Regions from separate parts of the Homo sapiens genome. Here region 1 is linked to region 2. Evidence: chromatin contacts called from ENCODE Hi-C or POLR2A ChIA-PET data. All regions are on one chromosome and are shown on one strand. Each heading gives the region's core, a stretch centred on a gene start or an enhancer-like site at or near the end of the contact. The rest is flanking DNA. Distances are from core to core; before and after follow the strand shown.

Evidence for each region. Hi-C counts contacts between places; a loop is a spot of excess contacts on that map. ChIA-PET counts read pairs that join two places held with the same protein, here RNA polymerase II (POLR2A). Pooled maps may share reads with other maps.
Region 1: a map of PC-3 shows a loop between it and region 2 (8-fold over the local background). The contact joins the enhancer-like site here to the promoter of OPN5 in region 2. A Hi-C loop is called at or near these places in 7 of 168 maps with a recorded cell type or tissue (Caco-2, Calu3, GM12878 and 4 more), 4 of 37 single-sample maps with no recorded cell type and 15 of 50 pooled maps. POLR2A ChIA-PET finds 5 or more read pairs at or near these places in 3 of 52 experiments (H1, OCI-LY7 and Panc1).

Annotation. Positions count from the first base shown.
Region 1 is chr6:47,740,296-47,744,508 of GRCh38, reverse strand. No RefSeq gene overlaps it. Among named protein-coding and RNA genes, the nearest start is that of OPN5, 40 kb to the left of the region's middle. Within about 2 kb of position 2,553, at least 4 of the 41 ENCODE cell types and tissues checked have a DNase peak (open chromatin) inside an H3K27ac peak, as active enhancers do; they include PC-3 and PC-9, where a contact is called at or near this core.
Region 2 is chr6:47,780,780-47,785,019 of GRCh38, reverse strand. OPN5 (opsin 5) reads right to left here and starts at 2,988. Exons shown (of 7, transcript NM_181744.4): 1 at 2,824-2,988. The coding sequence starts at 2,953.

The sequences.
Region 1 (4,213 bases), core at 1,304-3,803, 40 kb after region 2:
GCTGAAAAATGGCTTCCCAAGTATGTCCATTTCCTAATTCCCAGATCCTGTAAATATATTACCTTACATGGCAAAAGAGACTTTGTAGATGTCATTAGATTAAGGATATTGAGATAGGAAGAGTATCCTGAATTATCCAGGTAAAACCAATGTAATCGCAAGGCTCTTTAAAAGATAGAGACAGGCAGGTTAGAAAGACAAGAAGATGTGCCGATGGAAGGAGAAATTAAAGAGTAAGAGAGAGATTTGAAGATGCTATACTGCTGACTTTGCAGATGAAGGAAGGGACCACCAGCCAAGGAATGCAAGTAGTTTCCAGATACTGGAAAAAACAAGGAAACAATTCTCCCCTAAAGAATCCAGAAGGAATGCAGCCCTGCTAACATCTTGATTTTAGGACTTCTGACATCCAAAGTGTAAGGTAATACATTTGTGTTGATTGAAGCTGCTAAGTTTGTGGTAATTTTTTACAGCAACAATACATCTTTCAACACTAATTCCACTCAAACAATTCCATAGTGGATGATGTGGCATTCTGCCCAGCTAGTGGTAAGTTCCTTGGAAAAAATTGCAACACTTGTCAATAGACTGAAAATGTGTTCATCATTTGACCCAGTCATACCACTTCTAGGACTCAATTACAAGTAAACAATGATAAACTTGCACAGTGCTCATCCTGGTACTATTTATAATAACAAAAAATGAAAATAGCATAACTATCCACTGATAAGGGTGTGGCTGCATAAATTATGTAGCATGTAAATTATGTATGAAACATTATCAACTTATACATGCAGTACATCCTCAACTGTATTTTTTAATGCCTGGATAAGAATAAAATGACAATTAATAGAAAATATAACAAAATGTATGAAGAGGTTATCCTCTAGAAGGTGAGTAATTTTTATTTTTCTAAGTAATATCTTTGTGTATTTCCCAAATTTTCTATAAAGATATATATGATTCTACATATGATTCAATTATTAAAAAGAAGTGTTACACTATGTTGGTAAATCATGCCAAAATTCAATATGAAAATGGATTATTAATAAGAAAGAGACTCCTGACATAATAGAAAACCATCAATCTAAAAAAAAAGAGAAAAATAATCTGCACATTTAAAAATTTCAACATATTTTTTAAGTATGGCAATATCTAATTAAGCAAAATTATGTTTCACATATGTAACTTTTCTGGATAATTGAAGCCACTTATTCCCTTTACATTCTCACCATTTCAGTGATCTTAATACTACGACGGTGGAAAATTTTGAATCATGTGTTATATATTTCTTTTTTTTTTTTTTTCTTTTTTTGAGACAGAGTCTCGCTTTGTCGCCCAGGCTGGAGTGCAATGGCGCTATCTCAGCTCACTGCAACCTCCATCTCCCGGGTTCACGCCATTCTCCTGCCTCAGCCTCCTGAGTAGCTGGGATTACAGGCGCCGCTACCATGTCCGGCCAAGTTTTTGTATTTTTAGTAGAGACCGGGTTTCGCCATGTTGGGTAGACTTATCTCGAACTCCTGACCACAGGTGATCCACCCGCCTCAGCCTCCCAAACTGCTGGGATTACAGGCATGAGCCACCGCGCCCGGCCTCATGTGTTATATATTTCTACCCATCATTAGATCAGGAGTCAACATACATGATTTGTAGGATCGTTTGATACCAGGTGCACCGCTTAAGATGTGTGTATTTCCAATTCCTTACCTATAAACTGGAAATAAAAATTCATACTCTGGCTACCATACAAAGTGTTTGGGGGGGTCAAATGAGATAATGTGTATTTAAAAGCCTTCAAAACTAGAAAGTACTTTACAAAAATAAGAAATATAAATTATTTTTGTATTCTAGGAAATTCAGAGCTAATATTGTAAACATCAGTATTTGTTGGATGCTGCATTAAATGAAGCCACATGAGTTGTCTAAATATTCAGTGCTAATTGTTCTTCATTTCATAGGCCAATGTCCCATGTTTTTGTGAATTAAGTCTTCTTTTTAGAGTCTATGCCATGATTATTTCTTAAAAGGCATAAGAATGAATGGGGGAGAGAATCTGAAGATACAGGACTAAAATGTATATGTATATGTGTGTGTCTATGCATGTTTATATATATACAGGCAAACACACTTATATGCACCCTCTTTTTTGTTTATCCATGTTTTAATTGTATTTAAAAAACAGCAGTTCTCTCTCCTTTTAAAAAATTTACTACTCTATTTTTCATATAGTTAAGACTTTGGCCATAAATCTACCCTATATCCTCATGTCAGGAAAAATGCTCTAACTTCTAGTCCTGTGAGACTTCTTCTTTTTCTGCCATGCAGATTCAATCCTCTAGCCCTTCTGTTTCTTCTATACACATGGAAGATACAGGCCTCAATTCTGAGAAGAGAAGCTATGAGAAAAATGAAACAACCACTGACTCCTCAGGGTTATTTTATTTGCACTTTCTGAGTCATTTTGATTCACACAGGTAAGAGTCAGGGTTTAAATTAGACAATTTCTGGCTGGGAAAGTTATACTGTTCCTAAAATGGAATGTGGAGAAAGGAGGTGTGACAATAGTGTAAAATGACTCATCGTCAGCCACAATTAGACTTTCTCCATTGCCTGCCAAGTGCTTAACAGTCCTGGGCTCAGAGCTGCACAGTCTCTGTTAAAGGCCGCCTTGGCTTCTGGTAATCTTCCTCAGTTACTGAAAATTATTGATCCTGTTTCCACACATCTCAATGTTAATCGGTTTCTCCTGAAGTGTCCCCATGGACACCAGAGACCAGCTTGACCTGTTAAATAAGCAGAGTTGATTCCTATTAATATTTTCTCTCTTTTAAGTTGAAGAGTTAGACACCACCAACTGAGGCAACTTTTAATTTGTTCTTAAAATAGGACAATCATTTCTGGATGACCCACCCACATGAGTCCCTATCACTAATAGTGATTCAGCAGTATAACTGGTACCAAGAGAGAAGGCAGGACAGGGCGAGACCTAGATGGAAAGAAAAAGATCGCATAAGAGTTAAAATCATATGGTCATATGGGCTTTAGAATCAATGAATTCAAATCCTTGATCTATCACTTCTCAGCTATTTCCAATTATCAATAAAATGAAATATAAAATATAGATACTCAGTTCTCAATATAGTCCTCTCAAGAATGCAAAGAAAAACTTCCATCATGGGATGCTGGCATTTCTGGTTGCAGCATATATGTAATCTGCATTTAAAAAGTAATAAATTTAAAAATCCAAGGTGCCTAAGAGAAAACAATACAAAGAAACAAATCAATCTGTGTGTTTGCAGTTTTGTTTTTGGCTTTTGATTTGCTAATGCTTTATGAAAATCAAATTCTAGATCAACAGAAGATAGATTTCAACAGCTTCCACGATAGCCTGTGTTCCTTGGGACAGCATTGGCTTTATATCTAATACTTTCCACTGTTTTTTAACTGAGTCTGCTTGAAGGACACACACTGGGTTTCACTGCCTTATTGCATGTCCTGTGGCACCCTGAACAGTGTTAGGCATATAGTAGATATGCAATGAATATCAATTTACTGAAAGAACTCACGATTCTATTGTCCTCAGTGCCTCTGAATGCTTCCTATGACTGTAATGCAAATGTTTGTCTTTTTCTGCAGATGCCATCAGTTAGGTTTGCCCTTTCTAAGGGAACTCAACTGTTTCCTGGAGTGTTGCTATTTGAATTTCATACTTTTCTGTTGTAGAAACAAGATGATGCCCTCAACCCCCATCATTCTGAAGAAAGACAAGTGCAACCAACCTGCTTCTCCAGAGATCTCCCAAGACATCAACAATGGGGTCAAGGAAAACAGACACCCTTAGGGTAAGCCCCACTGCCCCGCAGAGGAAGAGAGAACTAGTATACTTGCTCTAAGAACTCACCTCCCGTTGACCTACAACCTTACCTACCCCCAGCATCAGTGTAAAGAGGGGGCTCTAGAAACTCACCCTCTCTGGCCCCCTCTAGTCAGAGCCTCACCCCACCCTCTCCTTTGGATCCACATTATTCACTTTATTCCTGTTTATGAAAACCACCTCAAAAGCCCCAAACTGCAAGGCCACCCCTCATCTCCCACATTGTGAGGGTCTGCTCATCCCCATTCTGTCCATCTCTTCCACCTTTCCCCCAATTCTGAGATCCTTCCATTGTGCTATTTGGATTCCTAGCAAATCACAGAGGACAAATCCCCC
Region 2 (4,240 bases), core at 1,739-4,238:
AAGCATTATCAAAAAATAGTCACCTCTCTATTCATTGCATGTAAATTATTCTAACAAGCAATATATATATGTTATAGATGAGTGTCAGGAAAAAGCAAATTTATTCTTAATATTACTGAAAAGACAACCAGATTAAGAAGATAAAGACCAAAGTGGGGACACTTTTAGATTATCAAATCCTATATCATTTATGGATACAAAAATATCATATATATTAACTGTTAATAAACTCAGTATTTACAATAATAGTAAAAGTGTGGAAGGTAGAAAATGGGTTTGTAATTTATGTCTCCTGTATTTCAAACTCAGATTTATATTGTTATCTTTCCATTGTCTCTTAAGACTTCTAGTATTTAACAAAGCCCACCAAGAATGTTTATTCCACTCTGGCTCCTTAAAAGCAATCTGGACACACACATCTTGGCCAGGCGCGGTGGCTCACGCCTGTAATCCCAACACTTTGGGAGGCTGAGGTGGGCAAATCACTTGAGGCCAGGAGTTCAATACCAGCCTGGCCAACATGGCGAAACCCCGTCTCTACTAAAAAACACAAAAATTAGCCAAGCATGGTGGTGCACACCTGTAGCCCCAGCTACTCAGGAGGTTGAGGCACAAGAATTGCTTGAACTTGGGAGATGGAGGTTGCAGTGAGCCGAGATCGCACCACTGCACTCCAACCTGGGTGACAGAGTGAGACTCTATGTCCAAAAAAAAAAGGAATCTTGCAACATCTACACTAGCCTATTCTAGGAGAGTGAAAACCAGACACACGGCCAAGTCCAAGAAGTGGATCTAGGGTGAGTCCAAACCCCTCCAGTCGACCCCTCTCCTCACCCTGCGTGACTGTTCTCTAACATACCATTGGCTCCACCTCCTAGTGCCCTGATCCTCCTGAAGCTCCCCCTGTCCAGGGACTCTTTTTCAACCTGTTTTTCTGGCTCCATCTCAGCAAACCCACTGGAATATGATTGTGGACTTTCCTTCCAACTCCATGTGTATCAGGTGGGAAATTCTCCTGATTTCCTCACCCTGGTTGCAATCCTCCTGCAATCCTCCCTGCTTAAGATTGGGAATGGACTGATAGGCCTCTCTGTTTTGTGTTGTCTGGAGAGATTTGTCAGGTTATTGATGTTACTTTTTTAATTCATTCCTTGAAAGTGATGGAGCTATGCTAAATACAATTGATCAAGTTGCTTATTTTTCTGCCTTTTCTGTTAATTGAAAGTACTTAAGTTTAATAAAAATGCAATGTGGATTTTACAGAGATAAGACAGTTTCTGTTCCAGCAGAATGTTTGCCCATTTTATTCTCTGCTCTATTCCCAGCAACTTAAAACAGTGGCAAAGAGTGGGCGCTCAATATATATTTATGTTGAAAAGAGATGGGGACTCATTTATAAGAAACAGAATTTAAACTAGTAAAACACTAACAACAATAAAGACAAAGACCCAGGGAATCACTTTACAGCAGAATTTGGTTGAATCACATGAGTTCCTTTTGCCTCAAGTACTGACCATAGAGGGATATCAAGTATTTTCTAATGAGTTTTGCTACTTTCAGGAGGTTAAATGAAATTCTTAGCCAGTAATAAATAGATGAGAGAGGGAGAAAAAGAGAGAAAGGGAGGAAGGGAAGAAGGGTGGAAGAGAAAGATAGAAACAAAGAGAAAAGAGAGAGAGAGCAAGTTTGACCCAACATCTGAAAAAATTAAAGGCAAACAAACCTAAAGACATAACCCACCTTCACACTGGTCACCCAAAGTTAAAACAACAATTTTAAATTTAAGAAAAGTATGGTTTCTTTTCTTAAATTTAAATAGGTGGTTAAATTAAATCCTAACTGTCTAGATTAGTGCTATCCAGTATAAATGTAATGTAAGCCAGAAATGCGAGCCACATATGGATTCTAAAATTTTCTGGTAGCCACATTAAACAAAGTAAAAATTTACAAAGTAAAAATTTAATTTATAAATTTAAAATTTACAGTAAATTAATTTTAATAATATATTTTATTTAGCTTAACATACCTAAAATGTTGTATGTTCAACATGTATTTAATTTTTAAAAATTATTAATGAGATATTTTATACCACTTTTTGTTGTACTGAGCCTTCAGTATCTGGTGAGTATTTACACTACAGCAACTTTCAATTTGGAAAAGCCACATGTGGCTACTGAATGAATGAGATCATGCAGTCTAGAAGCAGGTGCACCCTTTCGTCAATTATGCACAAAAATCTTTTGACCCCGGACTTTCTTCCATTTATCACCAACACATTTTTCAACTGTCACCAAAATGGCTTAGCTATTTTGATGCGACTTTACTTTTAGGTGAAGTAAACTCAGTGTTTCTGCCATTACTATAGTACTATAGCACAATAGCACAATTGAGTTTTGCACAGTTGTGAGAACAGGAGACTGACCTAGATTATTTTTAAGGCCCATTCTCAACCTAAAACTTATGATTATGTCAAAAACATTATTTAAAAAGCACTCTGTTTAAATAAAATATCATTATCATTAATTTTGGTATTCAGAAAGTAAATCTACTCCCAAAGTAACCAAAATGAAATGGATAAATAATTTTGCTGTAAGAGTTCTTGGATTATCAATGGAATTTTATTCCTAATAATAATGATAATAAAGAGTCATTTCTAGGAAACATTTATTGAATGCCATAATGCCATTCCATCTTCTGCCTTTCCCCACTCTTCGCCTCCACTAAACTATCCACTTAAGTATCAGAATCCTTTCACAAAATTAACATATCAGCCCATGAATTTTCTAAATGCAGCCTTTGCACAGAAGAATTAAGGAAGCTTACCAATTATTGTTAGGTAAAAGCCAGCCACTAAATCCGCTTCCCAAGAAAGTTTGGAAGCAAAAGGATCCCCATCTCGAAGGTAATGGGGCAGGCGCTCGTCCTGAGGCAGGGCAGTGTGATTTAACGCCATTCTGTTCTCGAACCACGAGGGATCTGAAAAGCAAACCAGTAGAGATCTCAGCAGACCTGAATAAGCCAGCTTGAACCATTTCATAATCGTGGCTCCTGTTTTAAAACAAAAAGCAAGTTCCCAGGGTCATGCATGATTCTCTAATTAATAACTGGTAAAAATTTTAACATTTTTTTCAATGATCCAATTATGTCATTACTCAGTTATTCGGTTGGCAGATTATCCAAGCCTTCATTTTCTCCTCTGTTTTCTCATGCTACTCTTTGAGCCACTTCTTTTCTCCTTGGGGTGATTAAAAGGTTGAAGGCCAAACTGTGCAATTTACTGTTTCTTAGCAATTTTTGTAAAGGTCTGAGCAGGAAATGATATTGTATGGAGTGTGCACACATACACACACACACACTATATATATATAATTTATGTATATAAATTATATATAATATATAAAAAATTTACATATGTATATATATAACTTGTCAGAATATAGTATTTTTTGATTATCCAGATTTCCCAGAAAATCATTTCCATTGTACATTCAATGAGGTTTAGAGTTTTGTAAGGAAAGAAATAGAGCATTCAGTACAAAGGAACATGGACACTTAATTAATTGAAGCTAAGAGCTAGGTGATTGTCAAAGTGATCTTGAAATTTGGAGCTATTTAGAAAGGATTCAAGCTGGGTTGTAACTCACAGGCACATCCACAGGAAGGTTTGTTTCTCAAGTTTCCTAGAGCAGAAAGCAATTTCATTATTTCTCACCACTGCCCCAAATCCATACTTTCTATTTGCTCATTTATGCTTCTGGATGAAATCTTGAGCATTGAGGAATTTCTCAGATACACAGGTCTTAGTACTGTTTCTTTTGAATTGGAGTTTTAAAAGGTTTACACAAAGTCTTTGATGGGCTTTCTGCAAAAATAAAAGTCACATGATATCCCTCATCCTGAAACTTGGAGTCGTGTGTTGTTCTTCAGATAAAGTATGCTGCTGATGTTAAAACTTCCTTTGGAAGGGTCATTCCTTTGTCATGATTGTTCCTATTTGTTTTGAAAGGGGAAGAAATACTAGTGTGGCTGTTTCTCTTTTGAACTTGCCTATTTCAAATCGAACCAACAGATGTCACTGTTCAGCTCTCTAGGCAACAATTTCGGGCATTATATGAGACAGCAAGTGGAACACAGAGTTGTGTGCCCCACAGGCGGTGACAGGGTGATCGGCACATATCTAACCATGTAATTCACCTTCGCAAAAGACATGAATTTAACCCCTTTCTAACTGCCAACTTAC